2 separate regions of the Homo sapiens genome follow, and region 1 is linked to region 2. A link is a loop called in an ENCODE intact Hi-C map of the cell type or tissue named here. Cell type or tissue: GM12878. All regions are shown on one strand. Links, peaks and the distances in the headings refer to the core of each region. The heading gives the core; the rest is flanking DNA.

Region 1 (8,195 bases), core at 1,766-6,765, 250 kb before region 2:
ATAATCACTTGAACTGGGTGGGTGGAGGTTGCAGTGAGCCGAGATCATGCCACTGCACTCTGGCCTGGGTGACAGAGCAAGACTCTGTCTTAATCAATCAATCAATCAATCAATAAACAAACAAACCCATTTTGCTTTTCAGGACATTTCAATGAAACCATTCCAAATCTATAAACCAGTAACTAAATATATTGTGAAATATAATACAATTACATAACATATGTAGTTGATAAACTTCAACTTGCACATAAACTATATGCAATATCACCTCAACTCTAAAGTAATTATTCCAGTTTCCGAGTCATTTTATGTTACCATAGTCAGAGCAGGAGAATTAATGGTAATTTTCTGATAGGGAAAGCATTCAGAATAAGTTTTTTTCAGAGCCAAAAAGTACAGAAAGAAGCTTTGGTATCATCATAAACAATGTAAGAATCATTCCTCCCTGACTGTTTTCACAAGTTAGGAAATTATTTCATTCTTTTCCCCTAATACTTTAGAATATCTTCCTTACAAACGTGTTGAAGGAAATACAGTAGCAAACCTTTGCCCTTGGGATAGTCAAAGATGTCTCAGACATGATATAAAAAACAGAAACTATAAAAGAAAAAATTGATAGGTTGGATTTTATATAAACTAAAATCATTTGCATTTTAAAAGGCAATGTTACAAAATGAAAAGACAAGTCAAGGAATGAGAGACTATATTTGCAATGCGTGTATCACACAAACTGGTAATTAGAAAAAAAAAAAAAAATTAGCCCAACACACCAAGTCCTAACAAGTCAATAATTAAACAACCCAATCAAAATGGGCAAAATATTTAATCAATAAGGTTGATTACAAACAAGAAGAATCTTCCTCAAGTCATTGCTGAAAAACTATGTAAACAAATGGGACTGTGGATACTTACAAAACATTATTCTATTGGGGAAATATTCAAAACTATACATGACATCTAGAGAAATGAAGCAACGGGAAACGTAAAATAATTCATGTGAAATGTATCTTCTAAGGATTATAAAAACAAAAACGTCAAATGGTTAAAAATAATAAGAGAAGCCAGGCGTGGTGACTCATGTCTGTAATCCCAGGACTTCGGGAGGTCGACGCAGGCGGATCACCTGAGGTCAGCAGTTCGAGACCAGCCTGGCTAACATGGTGAAACCCCCGTCTCTATTAAAAATACAAAACTTACCTGGGTATGGTGGTGAGTGCCTCTAATCCCAGGTATTCGGGAGGCTGTGGTGGGGGAATTGCTTGAGCCCAGGAGGCGGAGGTTGCAGTGAGCCGAGATCGTGCCACTGCACTCCAGCCTGGGCAACAGAGTGAGACTCGTCTCAAATAATAATAATAATAATAATAATAATAATAATAATAATAATAATAATAAATAGAAGCATATTAGAACTCATTTAAGATTCCAAAGGATGAGAAATACCCTAAAAGAGATTATAAATTTGATTAGCTGGTTTCCAACATCAATGAAATCAATACAAAAATCAAATGAGCCAAAATTGTCACAAAATTGAGGTAAGGTAAAGAAGAATCCTAGAAGTATTGAGGTAAAATTAACAATCCTAAGTGGAACAAATGAAAAGTAGTTAGGACAAGCATTTCATCATTTATACTATTCCTCTGGCACTGTGCCTAAATCTGTTACTACTGGATACCTAATAATCCTCTTCTCTAATCCTTCCAACCAAATTTTGTTTCTTCTACCCAGAGTATGTTATGCCTCATGACAACAAGCTCTTACAATCCACCTCAAACACAACCAAAATGTGAGTATCTTTGGGGCAGCCACTCTCTTCTTATTTTTACCATGCATGTATTAGTTAATAAATACTTTCTATATTCTTAGTGTGTTTTAGATTATAGTCCAAGGAAGAATGATTGAGTTGCTAACACTATTTAGACCTTCTGAATATACCTCATTTATAAATACACTAAATGGGAAAGGGAATTTGTTTCATTCAAAAAAGTGGAAGTAGAAATACTTTTTGTCTTTATAGGGTATACAGAATTTTAACAAACTGCCACTTACACATTACTTAATTTTAAAGTGGACAAAGCCAGGGCTTCTTGAAACAAACAAACAAACAAACATAAAACCCAAAAAACAGCCTTAGTGTTTCATTGGTGTTTAGTGGAAGTGTGTTTTATTCTCTCTAAGCTAAAGCTCCCTAAGGAAGGGTTTAAAAGGAGTTCCTGCATCTTTAACGTAAGAGGATGAAGACCTTGATATGACGAAAGGACAAAGCTAAGATTACAGGGGAGAGAAAAGAATTGAAAACAATCAATGTGTTGATGCCGGGCTTAAAGAGGGTCACTGAGAGATCAGCTTTACCTGCATCTGTTCCTTAATTAAAACGAGAAAGATGACAGTGTCCACTACTCATCACTATGGTAACATTTAAATATCAGGCAATTTTGACCAGCAGACCACTCAAAAGCAAAGCCAAGTGAATGGTTAAGTAAATTCATACAGTGTATAGGCTGCAAATACGTGTGGCAGAGCTTCAAATAAAGTTTTAAAATCAAGTCAGATGTTAATTTTCTTCAGGCATCTTGTAAATTGGAAATATTAAAGAGAACTTGCTAATGAAAAGGCAGAATAGGACAACATATTTGTGAAGGGGAAGTCTTTTAAAAGAGCTTTTGAACAGATTTCCATTGTTTCTCTGTGTAAGTTGCATTACATTATCTTTTGCCTTTCACCGTTTCAGTGATCCAAGCTATATCCACCCTAATTGTCGAATAATTTCCATTGTTCACTTTGTTCCATTTTTATTCTGCAGAAATCTATTTCACTTACATAAATTATTGTTTGTGGATGTTTTTTGTTAATTATAGTTTTTCCATCCTTTTTTTATTCCTATTTCCTATCTCCTCATTTAATTCATGCATCATCATTACTGTCATCAAGAAATGTTCATCACTGAAAAATGTAGCTTTATTTTCAATAAATTAAGCAAGACTTACAGAACTTCTCTTTTCTGAATGATGTGATTTATCATTGATTAGTCTATCACACACTACATTGTTGACTTCTGTCAAGTTAACTCTCTAATTATTTGTTCTATAAGTATCTTTATAAGTACACAGAATAGGAAAAAGTTTAAAATGACATTAATTATAGCCTATTAACAAATTCAGAAATCCTATCTTTACAAGTGGAATAGACATTTGTTTTATATTTTATCTGGCCTTTCATAATATCAGAAAAATTCTCAAACATGACTCTGATATACTGTATATGCAAAATGCATTTTATTAACAGAGTTCTCTCCTCTACCAGTGTTTAAGTCCTTTATGAAGAAACAGGCTGTTTTCCTATTCAAATGATACCTTTCTCAGAACAGAACCAGTTCCATAAACCATCAACTTATTGTACAATGAAGTGAAAGTAATAACACTGTTTGCTTAGGCAATATGATGTTCTACTGATATTGGGTTCATTATATAGTCATCATTAACATGATTTTTACTTAAAGATGGTTTCTAGCTCTTTGTAGCTAGCAATATTTGAAGTTTTTGCCACATCACAGGTATTTATTCTGCTTCTCTTATTTCCAATGTTCTGAATAGTAGCATATTTGAAACCTGCAGACCTAATGTTTTAACAACATTTTACAAAATCCAAATGAATCTTTATTTCTAAAGTTTATTATCTAGGTACTATAAATAGATACCTTGTATGTCTTATTTTGAGAGTATGTCTTTAAAGAGTAATCAATTTTCATGTCATCAATTTCTTTCACTTGCTATTCTTGCTTTAACAAATCTAACTGGAGATCAGATATATAGTAGCATCAGGTTACATAGACTACTTTTAAACTGTTAGCCAATTTAAGTGAGAAAACCACAAAATAATTGGTAAAAATCCTTTTCTTTAAATAGTGTTTTGAAAAACTACAAAAGCGTTGCACCAACTTTTGTTTAAGATATTTATCTTTATCTAAGTTTAAAGAATTATGCACTTCTACCACTTTCTGCCTCATTAAGGCTTCCTAAAAAGGTAATTTAACCACTTGGAGTTCCTTTATTAAAAATAGTAAAGACAGTTTTGATCTTGTACAACACTTCTGAAAGTGAGAAACAAGTAACAAAGTCTCACCCACCATCACCTGCTTCTTTATGCAAATATCGAAGCTAGCTGCATCTCATATCCACTAGGGGGATCATTACACAGTAAAAATAGATTGATCTCTTTATAGGTGTTTTACTTTCCCACTTAATAGCACAAAGAAGAAAATTAGTTTTAAACAACAACAATGAAAATCATTTCAACAGAACTAGTGGTAAAATATTTTTAAAATATCAGATGTTGAAAATATTTTCATTTATTTTAAAAAGCTATTATTTTAAAGTCCACATTTGGAAACTAAGCCTACAGTCCATGTCCTAGTTTCCAAAAAATAAAGACAGAAGCAGAGTCTTTGCAAAACATACGTCCACAAATTCAAATATGCCATAGCCATTAAATTTACTTTAACGCTAATTTCATTAAAATTTTTTCTGATGACACATTGTTAGAATAATGATGAGGTTTCAACATGAATTTTGGAGGACACATTCAGATCATAGCAATGATGTTCACACTTTAAAAAACAACTTACAAAAGTCCTTTACTGCATCCCTTTGCCTATAAGAGGCTACCACTTACCAGTGGTCCCTCAACAGTTTTGGTCTATGGATTGTTTAAGCAAGAAAATAGAACTAAACATTCTATAAATCAACTATCTTGCACCATTCTCTTGCCAACACCAATAAAGCTTTCAAAACTTCATGACAAACCTACCCTCGCTCTAAAGAAACCTAATGAGTTGCTATCATGTAAGAGAACATTACAAAATCATAGAGAACAACAACAACGCAGTCATCTTTACCATCTACCTACCATTCATTAATCTAGATGATGACCATCTCTTATTCAATTTTGTACAGTCAACCTAAGTCCCACATCAAGTGCTTGCTAAAAGTTTGATAAACAAATGGATGACTGATCTGGGAAGAGACAATAACAACCACTCATTTCATTATGATCCAGATATATAGGGAAATGCTGCACTTTTAAATATCTCTGTAAGGAATGTATTAGAAGTGCCTCATTGATGAACATTATTTTCCTAATTAAGAAGGTATGGATTTAGGCCAGGCATGGTGGCTCACGCCTGTAATCCCAGCACTTTGGGAGGCCGAGGCGGACGGATCACGAGGTCAGGAGATTGAGACCATCCTGGCTAACATGGTGAAACTCCGTCTCTACTAAAAATAAAAATAAAATAAAATTTAAAAAATTAGCTGGGCATAGTGGCAGGCGCCTGTAGGCCCAGCTACTCGGGAGGCTGAGGCGGAAGGATGGCGTGAACCCAGGAGGCGGAGCTTGCAGTGAGTTGAGATCGTGCCACTGTACTCCAGCCTGGGCGACAGCGCGAGACTCCACTTCAAAAAAAAAAAAAAAAAAAAAAAAAAAAGAAGGTATGGATTTAAAGAATCCTGATGACTTCGTTCTCAAATTTTACGCTAAGCCAGGATTTCTCGACCCTTGGCATTAATACTTTGGGTCCAACATGTCTTTACTGTGGGAGACTGTGATATGCATTGTAGGGGGTATAGCAGCATCTCTGGCCTCTCTACACACTAGATGCCAATAGCATCCCCCAACTGGGAAAAGCAAAAATGTCTCCAGACATTGCCAAATGTCCCACGGGAGGTAAAAATCACCCCCCATTGAAAACACTGCTCTAAGCAAACCACATTTCTAAACTTGAATCACCAAGAAAAATCTGGAAAAGGCTTCAGGGAATATCTTACACATTACCTAACACCTGTCAAAGGGCAAAGATGACAGTCATCATCTGTACTCATGCTTCAAGGAATGAAGAATTTATACAATGCATCCTGTGAGTATCAGACTAGTCAACACTGTCAGATCTTGTGCTTACCAAGTCTGACTAAAACAATTACCAAAAAGTCATGCTTTAGTATCATTAAAAACTGAAATGAAAGGTAATACTGTATTGGTTATTTCAATACCTAACAAATTTGTGCATATCATTAAGAAATAAATATGTTATCTAGTTTAGCTCAAAATCGATGTTTCTCAAATCCATATATTTTAAAGTCAGAAATTCCAGTAATTCACATTGTAGGCTGACTTCAATCTCTACTGATTCTTAAAACCATGATGTTCCTTATGTATGAATCACTAATATTTTATTTAAAAAAAGATTTTTCGTCAAATTATCAAAGCTGAAAAAAATACTACCATTAAACCTTAGAATTCTTCATGGCAATTCTTCAAATATGTGATGACTCATGAGGCCCTCAAAAACTTTCCGTTTCCTTTACTATTCACAACTTCAATCATTACTCATAAATTATTTTTCCTTGACCTTTAATTATTTTAGGTTAATTTATTATAGATATTTTCTGCCTTCTCTACATTCCTTCTTAATGAAAGAATCTCTATTCCATCTAGTTTTTGTAAAGGATCTTACCATCACCAAGAATGGTGACAGAATAACAGTGGTGTTTTTTCTATGAACAAAGTAACCAAGCTTATCCACTGTCATGACAAACAGCCAAATAAAGAACAAGGAACCATTAGCAAAATGTTAATACCTCTAAAGTCATGTATACCATGGCTTCGCTATCAAAGTGCATGCAAAAATTTTAAGACGTTTAAATGATTTTGCTATTGGAATGGATAAAAACATCATTAACGAGAGCCGCCCAGTGAAACTGGAAAGTTTGAGAATCTCAAAGACCAGGGTTTGGCAAACTATAGCCCATATGCCAAATCCAGCCTGTGATCTATTCCTCTCAAAAAAGTTTTATGGAAACATAGCCATGGTTATTCATTTATGTACTATGTATAGCTACATTCATGCTGTAAATGCCAAAGTTAAAGTGGTTCCAACAGAAATGGTCTAGCCCTCAAAACCTAAAATGTTTACTCTCTGGTCCTTTACAGAAAAGGTCTGTTGACCCCTATTGGAGAGCATCAAGTAGAGAACAGGTAGATGGAATGTGACTGCAGGGATACAGAACAACTTCAAGGTTCCTTTTTTTTTTTTTTTTTTTTTTTTTTTGAGGCAGGATCTCGCTCTGTTGTCCAGGCTAGAATGCAGTGGCATAATCACGGCTCACTGCAGACTTGACTTTCTGAGCTCAAACGATCATCCCACTTTAGCCTCCTGAGTAGCTGGGACTACAGGCATGTGCAACTGCCCAGCTAATTTTTTTTTTCTTTTTCTTTTTGAGAGAAGGGGTTTCACCATGTTGCCCAGGCTGGTCTCGAACTCCTGGGCTCAAGCAATCTGCCTACCCACCTTGGCCTCCCAAAGTGCTGGGGTTCTAGGCATGAGCCACCATGACTGCCCTAAGGTATTTGTTTCCTAATCATTGCTTTTAGAAAGCATCAATGGAAATAACGGTCTTTAGGGTTCCATTTTTTTTCAATATGTGGAAGTTTATTCTTATTTTCCTTATCAAGACTGAAAGCCATAAAATATTTCCTCTTACACTGGTTCCCAACCATATCAGACCAAAGCGCTCATTTTTAAATAACAGTTTTTATCATCTCTTTACTATTCTGAAAGTTCAAAATTATGTAAGCTGTTCAGGTGCTTATTTAGACAAAATCAATACAATGTCCTACCTGTAATATAAAGTAGGAAATTAAGAGGAATTAATATATAATAAAATTATATATTTATTTGAATATGTAAATGCTCAGCATGTCTACCCTGGAAGAGAAATGATCAACTCAGATACTTGCAAATATATGTAGAATCATAAAAAAAAAAAAAAAAAAGAGCTAAAAGTGCAGACTGATACAACTAGGTTGTTATCTGGTAACTCAAGAGGTAAATGTTATTTTGAAATGGTGAACAACCCTTGGTAAAGTTCAGGAAAAAATGAAGTATAATATTTATTTGTTTTCATATTTGTGTTGCATTTCTGAAAAAAATTAATGTATATTGAAGTTTACAAAAATACTTTGTTTTGATAAATGGTAGAAAGGCCTTTGGCTCAAATAATCATAAACAATATAAAACCTTAATTATTATGCTGTGATACCCAAGGCTTCTGGTTTAAGATTATAAACATTCTTCTCCAATCTTTCAGAGACACCATACTACAATAATAAATAATAAAGATAAAAAGTTTAAAAAATGAAGAGTA
Region 2 (8,195 bases), core at 1,434-6,433:
GGTGTTTTCTGTAAAAGCTGATTATTTTCCCATTTTTAAAAAAACCTCTGAATGTAATTTTATTTTGTAGGATTTCCAATTACTTGGACTTAAGTAATGGCAAATGAATACTAAACCATCGGTTACATGTTATATCTTTCTATTAACCAATGAAGAGTTTTGACTTTTTAAAACTAGATACTGACCATCCCAAACATTAACCCTTTTGACAGATCCAGTGGCAGAGAAAAAAGGCTGATCATGACACCCCAATGTGTACCATGAATAATAGATGCTTCTTTCATTCTTATTTGCACATGGCAAATAAAGTCAGACTTCTATAGAGCAAACTTTGAATGTCTTACAAATAATAATTTCTTCCAGAGAAGTTTGGTGTGGATTACATTTTGAGAGACTAATAGATAAGTGGGGCATGGTGGGGAGAAATAATGACTTTCATTGGGTTATTTATCTTCCTGTACCGCCATTAACATGAAGGAGGAGAAATTTCGAGGTGAAATATTTAAGAAATTTTTTTAAGACAAGAGAAACAAGACTTTAGGACCTCTTCCTTGCTGCATGCCTTCAACAGCATTTATTTAGTGCCTACCAGATGCAGTGCACGAGTATAGGTTCTGTGCAAAGATGGGAAGGAGAATCACGCATGTATCCTGCCTGCCTCCTCAGAATCCTGCAGTGATGAAGACGCCATCATCACAAGGAATTAGAATGCAAAGCAGGAGGTTCCAACGGAAGCACAGGGAAAATGCTACAGAAATTAAAAGGAGATAAGACTACCTACCCCACCAACCACAATTGAAACTGTACGCCTCAGCCAGGCTCGGTGGCTCACACCTGTAATCCTAGCACTTTGGGAGGCCGAGGCGGGTGGATTGCCTGAGCTCAGGAGTTCATGACCATCCTGGGCAACACGGTGAAACTCCATTTCTACTAAAACACAAAATCTTAGCTGGGCGTGGTGGCGTGGGCCTGTAATCCCAGCTACTCTGGAGGGTGACAAGAGAATTGCTTGAACCTGGGAGGCGGAGGTTGCAGTGAGGGTAGATTGTGCGACTGCACTCCAGCCTGGGTGACAGAGCGAGACTCCATCTCAAAAAAAAAAAAAAGAAAGAAGAAAAAAGAAAGCCTATTGAAATTGTATGCCTCAGTTTAGCCAAAACACCAAACAAATTTTCTATATTTTAAGACTTACATACTTTATTACAATCCCTTGTTTTGGGTTACCTACCTCCTTTGTCTGCCTATAAAATCCATGCCTTGTCTACTTTGTTCATTACCATATTTTCAAGACTGGCACAGTGTGTGGCACGTAACGGGCATCCAATAAATATTTGTTGAATGGATGAGTGAACTATTTTGTGATAATAAGAAGCAACTGAATCTGATTCTCTACAGGATGGTTTTCTGAGTTTCTTACTATCTTATTGAAAATCACCAATAAAACAGATGGGAGGTTTGTGTAAAAATGTGGGACACCTCAATAATTATAGATACTACATTTAATTAGCAAAATTGCTAAAACATAGCCAGGATCGAATGACTATTTTTATATAAAATTGAGGATTTCCTTTTACCAATAAGAAGCCTTCTTTGCAATCCAATAATCATTAGTGATTACAGTATTAATCACAAAGGTGATGCACAGGAAAATTCTCTGAAGTGTTCCTTTCTCCTCTTTGTTTTGTATCTTTCCCAAGAAATAATACTTAACTGCCAAAAAAAATTGTCCTTTCGGCGCCAATGGTCCCAGCTACTCGGGAGGCTGAGGCAGAAGAATGGTGTGAACCCAAGAGGTGGAGCTTGCAGTGAGCCAAGATCGCGCCACTGCACTCCAGCCTGGGCAACAGAGCGAGACTCCATCTCAAAAAAAAAAAAAATTGTCCTTTCACTGTCTTCCAAGAATGGTAATTTAGTTGTTGCTAATAAACATTATCAATAAAAGTGGAAGGTTACTACAGCAAGGATTACAAAGCAATAAATGGCAAGCATAGGTCATTAATCAAATCCACTTGAAGAACAGTTAAACCAGATAAAGTTAATTACCTTTACATTCAACTATTTGCTATCTAAATCATTTTGCTTCGTCAAACATTATCTAAAATAATATTTGCTACTATTTATTAAGCATTTATTTATAGACACTCTGGATAGTATTACATACATGCTTCTTCACTAAAGTCTCACGTTTACCTTAGAAAGGAGGTATATATCTATCCCCACTTCTCAGATAAAGAAAGTGAGGCATCAAAATTGTATCCTGGAAATTGAGGAATCCAAGTCCACCATGCTTTGAACCCCAGAAACATTTCTACTCCAACTATTCCATGCTTATCAGTACATAATGCAGTGACTACGTTTGCTTTGGCTTGAAATTCTCATATATTTCAAAAGGAAATTCTTCTTGGTAGTAGGGACAACTTTAAATTGAGCTTTTTCAAGTCAGTATAATGTGCAAAATACAAACTTAGTTACCTGAGTTGAAAACTATATCACATTATCCCATGAAAGAAGTCTTAAGCGATCTGATTCAAAATATCATTTTGATTATGGTGCAGAGGATTACTCATGAAGTTAAGGCTGGGTGAGGGCCTTGATGCTCCGGTCTTGCCGTTATCTGATGGATGAGTTAGGACACACACCACAGGATAATTTTGACTAATTTATCTACAGGCATCTTGCTCTTGCTTTCTCCCACTGTTCTCTCAAATGTCTTGGCAACATAATACCTTTTGAAATGTTTACAAGGGGCACTAAAGAAAATGGGCATGGAGGAAGAAGTTGTTCTTCTTGCTCCCCCTTAGCCATACTTTTGGGAAGAGATCTGAATAATTCAGACTCCAAAAACTGTACTCTTTCTATTGCAACATATTGCATTCCAATAATTTCTGCTGGTTTTAAGAAGTCAACAGAAACCCTGCTTTTGCATGCTCTCGTGCTCTTTTCTAAATTTAATTAATACATATTTTATCAAGGGATAAGGAAGAAGGCTAAGATTTTTTGTCATCAGCTTCTAAGACATCCAAATGATTCTAGACATACCCTACCTACTCTTGACCTGCAAAGACATTTGAATAGCCTTGAAAACAAAAAAGCTGTCTCTTTTCACCACACTTACATCATTCCCCAATTCTGGATTTAAAAATAGAATCTTCACTCACAACAACTAGATTTTTAGCTTATAATATGGGGAATAAAGGTCATAGGGAGAAAATGAAGAGGATTAGTGGAATTGTATAGAGAAAGAAAAGGAAGAAAAGAAAAAGGATGGCAGGGACGGAGGGAAGGGAGAAGCTGAATAAAATAAGGGAAGGAGACAGAATCTTTTTGTTATCCACAGCCTTTGGTAAAGTTACTTAGAAGTTTGCTTTAAAACAAAATTGCCTCTTTCAGTACTCAGTGATATTTTATTTCTGTGTAACTTCCTCCTCAAATAGGTTAATTACAGAGGCAATTAGTCTAGCTACACACAGGATGTCACTATTCCCTTATATAAATAGAACCAGCACACATGTTTCAGGCAGAGAAAAATATCTGTAAAGACCAAATTTCAAAATGTTATGGAATTCTGTGCAGTGAGATGCACTTTTGCCCAGTTTGGGTGAAATTTCGTGTTTTCATCATTCTTATTTGATGAATAGTCCTTATGTTTTATTATTCTCATGGAAATTCTTTATGTCAACTAGGAAAATCAGCTCAAATTATCATAAAAAGTCCAAAAAGTAGAGGGATCATGGCACTAGGTAACTGAACAGGAGTAAGGCCTTGTTAGCAAGGCAAATAGATAGGAAAAGGAGAGCTAGAACTAAAAAAGCTAATCTTATTATTAGTTTAAGCAAATATTCTGACCTATGCAGCCTCGAGGTTTTTTGTCTGAGTACTTCATTTTACATATTGAAAGTGTGGAAATTAGTAACTACTGTAGTTCTGAGATCTTAGTGGTTCATAGCGCAAGAGGCTTTTAAAGTGAGCTGTTCTAAAAACTGGATATATGTATCCCTGGGTCGCAAGATCCAGACTGAGTGATACACATGGAATTCACAGGAAAACTTGTTAAATCACTAATAATGGCATCCATTTTCGCCTGAAACCCCTAACTACTGATTATTGTTTATACATTTATCAAAACCAAAATGATAAAGTGCTCTTCAAAAGAATAAATTGCTATATCTAGTACTAAATACATATTCATAGAGGGCACTCCGTCCTTCTTGATGGTAGCTACCCAGGATGACAAAATTGAAAGACGCTGATGACACACTAAACATCTATGGTTCATTAACTCGCTTGTTTACTGTGGTTACAGTGAAAGCAAGGTCTTAGGTCAGCTCCTCGTATCGACCAGCACATTCCTTTCTCTTCTGTGGCCATAGAATATTCCATGCAGTTTTGACTGGCTCTCTCAAAAAAAAGTTTGCCATTGGTCACACCATGGCCTGAGAGAGGAAATTACATGACCATTACAACAACAAAAACAATGCAGATCCCATTTCTTGCTCAGTGATGGCCCCAGTGCATTCTTCTCATACATGAAACACTGCATGTTGCTTATAAATCAACCTAGAAAAATGTATGCTCGAGCCCTGAGATTACTCTGCCTGGGTGTGAATCCCGCCCCACCTCTTACTAGCTATTGAACCATGGCAAGTTATTCAATTTCTCTGTCTCCATTTCCTCAGCTGAAAAAGTGGGTATAATAATACTACCTGTTTCATGGGGTACTGTAGGAGGCTTAAATTATATAATACAAGCAAAGCCCAAGAACAATTCCTGGCACAAAGAAAGTCCTCAGTAAATGACAGGTACTCTAAGTATTCTGCACTGAAACAAACAGTGAACCAACAGTGATGAGGCTTTTTCAGGTTTTGTGTGTGTGTGTGTGTGTGTGCGCATGTGTGTGTGCGCATGCACGTGCGCACACGCACATGTGCATAAATATACAGGTCTTGCATTTAAATTTAAACCCCTATAAGAAAAAGTGGAATTTTAAACGATGGTTAAAATTGACAGGACAAACTGAGCCCTGTAAAGACCTCCATCAGCACTAGAATCTCCCCATAGTCTAGCCTGTCTGGTACAGCAGTCTCTCTGGGATTTCAGTTCAGGCTTACCTGAGTGTACAGCAGCAACAAGGTAGAATAGGCTTTCTTCTTCTACTCCAAGAGTCCAGAGCTACGCTGATGACACAGGGATGGGCAGAGACTGGAGTGATCTCCCTTCCAGAAGATGAACAGTGCCACTGAGAACCTAAATAACTGTTTTATAAGAGATCATTGGCTTTACTGCTTCTGTGTGACCTTTCTGTCCTATTTCCTCTAGAGGGTTTGATGGTGGGTGGGTAAGTCAACTATGCAGCTAAGTCAGCTAGGCAAATAAGTGTTTTGACTACAGTGCCTACAAATATAGAGATATGTGCATATGTATATTCTTTCCCATGCATGCACCAGGATAGCTCCAGAGTATGACAATTAAAAGTACGTTACAGAAGTCATAAGGGGCACATTTGGATATTTCCTTCAATATCACAGCCAAAAAAATAATGTTTGTTATTACAAGTCACACATACAGAGTGCTGAATTCAGTCCCATCATCTTTTCACTTGGGGATTTCCTGCTAAGATTTAGTCCTTTTGTGCAAGACAGTAACCTCTAGGTTTTAAAATTACTGGTCTTGTATTTTCAGTCACCGTAACAGCCTATTTGGACTGACTTCACGGGTAACCAGATCAATTGTGTAGACATTAATACTTAAGAGGGCGTGGGGAGAGGGAATCAACTGGAACACTCAGCCTATAAAATGGACGATAAAATCACTATCAGAATAGACACTATAAACAAAATAGAATTCTTCACAGCCCAGTTCTCCCTTACACAAATTAGTGCATAGTACAACTCAAATCAGCCCTGATGACAGGACTCTGTGATCAGGTAAGGAGTCGACACCAGGAAACTAATATTAACCTGGCTGGTCAGTTATAGGCGTGCTACCCTTTCCCCTCTAACTCAATACTTTAGATGAGTTTGATATTTAATAATTAGCTAGATATTTTATTCAGGGATTTTTCTCTCAAATTCTATAGGATCTCAGAAAGAAAATCACAGTGGGCTAAGAAACCACAGTGAAAAAAAAAAAAAAAAAAGGAGGGCTATTAGCATAACAGCATTATACATATAATAAAGTGTCTTGATCCACCAGTAGAATTAAGTGATTTGCAAGACCCAATTCCTCAAATTCATCATTCACAGATACGTAAAAACATGTAATCAAATATTATTCCTATTACACACTATATAAAAATATATGAAATATTTATTGATATTAAAACATTTATAATTATAGAGCTACTAACTTTATCCTTACTGTTATTTAAATAATGAAAATTCACCTGTGAAATAACATCTACTAAATTTTGATAAGTTGGTTTTACTCATGCTTTTTTCCTGTTTGCGCTGCTTTTTCCCCTTTTCTCTCTCACCAGACTCTTGGTTTTACTGAGCAAAAAAAAATTAGTAATAATTTAGATTCATTTTTTGGCTACATATATTTAATAGTTTCGCCTTCCCCTCTGTCTCTTCTTTCTGCCATCACTTCTGGAACACAGCCAGAAGCCATGCTGGAGCGGTGCCAGCATGCCCTGTTCTTTTGCAATTTGATTGCCTCTGTATACATCTCAGTTAGGCTTACCTAAGTCACCATTTACAATATTGAGTAGAAAGAGCAGGTTGAAATAGTCAGCATTTATAAGCCCACTGGTTACATGATACAAAATATATAGCCAAGTGTAGAATTTATAGCAATAACATTTATGTATCATGTTACTCCTAGGACAATCTAATTTATAAAGTGCCTATTGTGTATACATAAGGAATAATCATAAATCATTTACATTAAACAGTGTCAACTGTTTAACCCAACTTTCCCCCTAAATTCTACAGACTGAGATTAATGAGGATTTTTAAAGGAAGCACATGAAAAAAAAAAAAAGTCTGATTCATCTTAGGTGAACAACATACCCATATATAGGAGCAGGTGTCTGTAGTATGATTTAGAATACCTATGGAACATCTCTGGAAAATATTAACTTCCTCTGAAGTAGAGAAATGTCCATGAAGGTGAGGTGGGAATGTGGCAAGAGCCCAAATCTGTCACCAACCTCAAGCTTTCTTTTATTTCCTTCCCAGGAAAGAATGGATTTAAAACAAACAAACAGAAAACCTTCAGGCCCTATTGGATCAGTTGTCTGACATGTTTTCGTCGGCAGGCATTTTTAGAAAACCTGAGAAAGATTATTTAGATTAGATGCTTTGTCTCTTTGACTCCCAGTTAGAGAAAAATCCCAATCAGTGACCGAAGCTTTCAAGAGTCCTAAAGTGAAACTCAAAACATGTATGTGAATTTTCTCCCTCTGTTCACTCCTTAGCTCATGTCCTATTCAGAGGGGCAATTGTCTTTACTAATCTATGCTTTGGGGTTCTCAATGAAACTCATTCTGCTCCTTAAAAGCCCTTAAAATTAATAATAGGAAATGTTTTTACAATTCACATCTGTAAATGCATTTCGTCTTATCTGAAACTCACACCTACACAGCCAAATTGGACATCACATAAGAAAAATATGGTTTGGATTTTTCTTACAGTATTTTGATGCTCTATCTTCTGTCCTTAGAAAGGACTACAAGAATGACATAATCTTCTTGCCTTAACCTACACCCTTAAAAATATCCATTGATTTGTGTCAGCCAAAACTGAACAACTTAACATTTTTTCATATATATATATATATATATATATATATATATACACGAATAAATTTGTTCTTTATTCTTTACATAAGTGAGAAATTCACTTTTCCTCCAAACTCTATTGATGACTGATACTACTATGGAGAGAATCAATTCCCTAGCTAGGTTAAAATTAAAACTGGAACTGAAAATCAAAGGAAGGAATGCATAGCAAGAAAATCTGTAAATCACTTTTCTGAGAATGAACTACCTGCTGTTTTCTACTCACAGAAAATTGACACTATGTAAACATATGTTGTAACCTAGAAAGGAGAACAAAACAAAATCTATACAAACACAGAATGATCAGAAATCCATGAACGTCTCAGTCGAAGCAAGAACTGGTGGCAAACAGAGGTTTGGGGAAAGAGTTTATTTTCTAAATAACATGTTAATCTTCATAATCAGATACACAATG

What was found. Peaks named below come from ENCODE experiments on the same cell type or tissue, not always from the same donor. Only the 100,000 strongest peaks of a DNase experiment are listed, where the experiment ranks them.
Region 1: a loop joins it to region 2, with 2.0 times the contacts of the local background. A loop is called at or near these places in 1 of 110 quality-filtered maps.

The regions. Positions count from the first base shown.
Region 1 is chr12:24,105,450-24,113,644 of GRCh38, forward strand. It overlaps a transcript of SOX5 not described here. Among named protein-coding and RNA genes, the nearest start is that of MIR920, 100 kb to the right of the region's middle. In GM12878, for the core only: a CTCF peak has its summit at 4,166; a DNase peak (open chromatin) is centred at 4,102.
Region 2 is chr12:24,356,749-24,364,943 of GRCh38, forward strand. It overlaps a transcript of SOX5 not described here. Among named protein-coding and RNA genes, the nearest start is that of SOX5-AS1, 140 kb to the left of the region's middle. In GM12878, for the core only: no CTCF peak of the experiment used is centred there; a DNase peak (open chromatin) is centred at 4,273.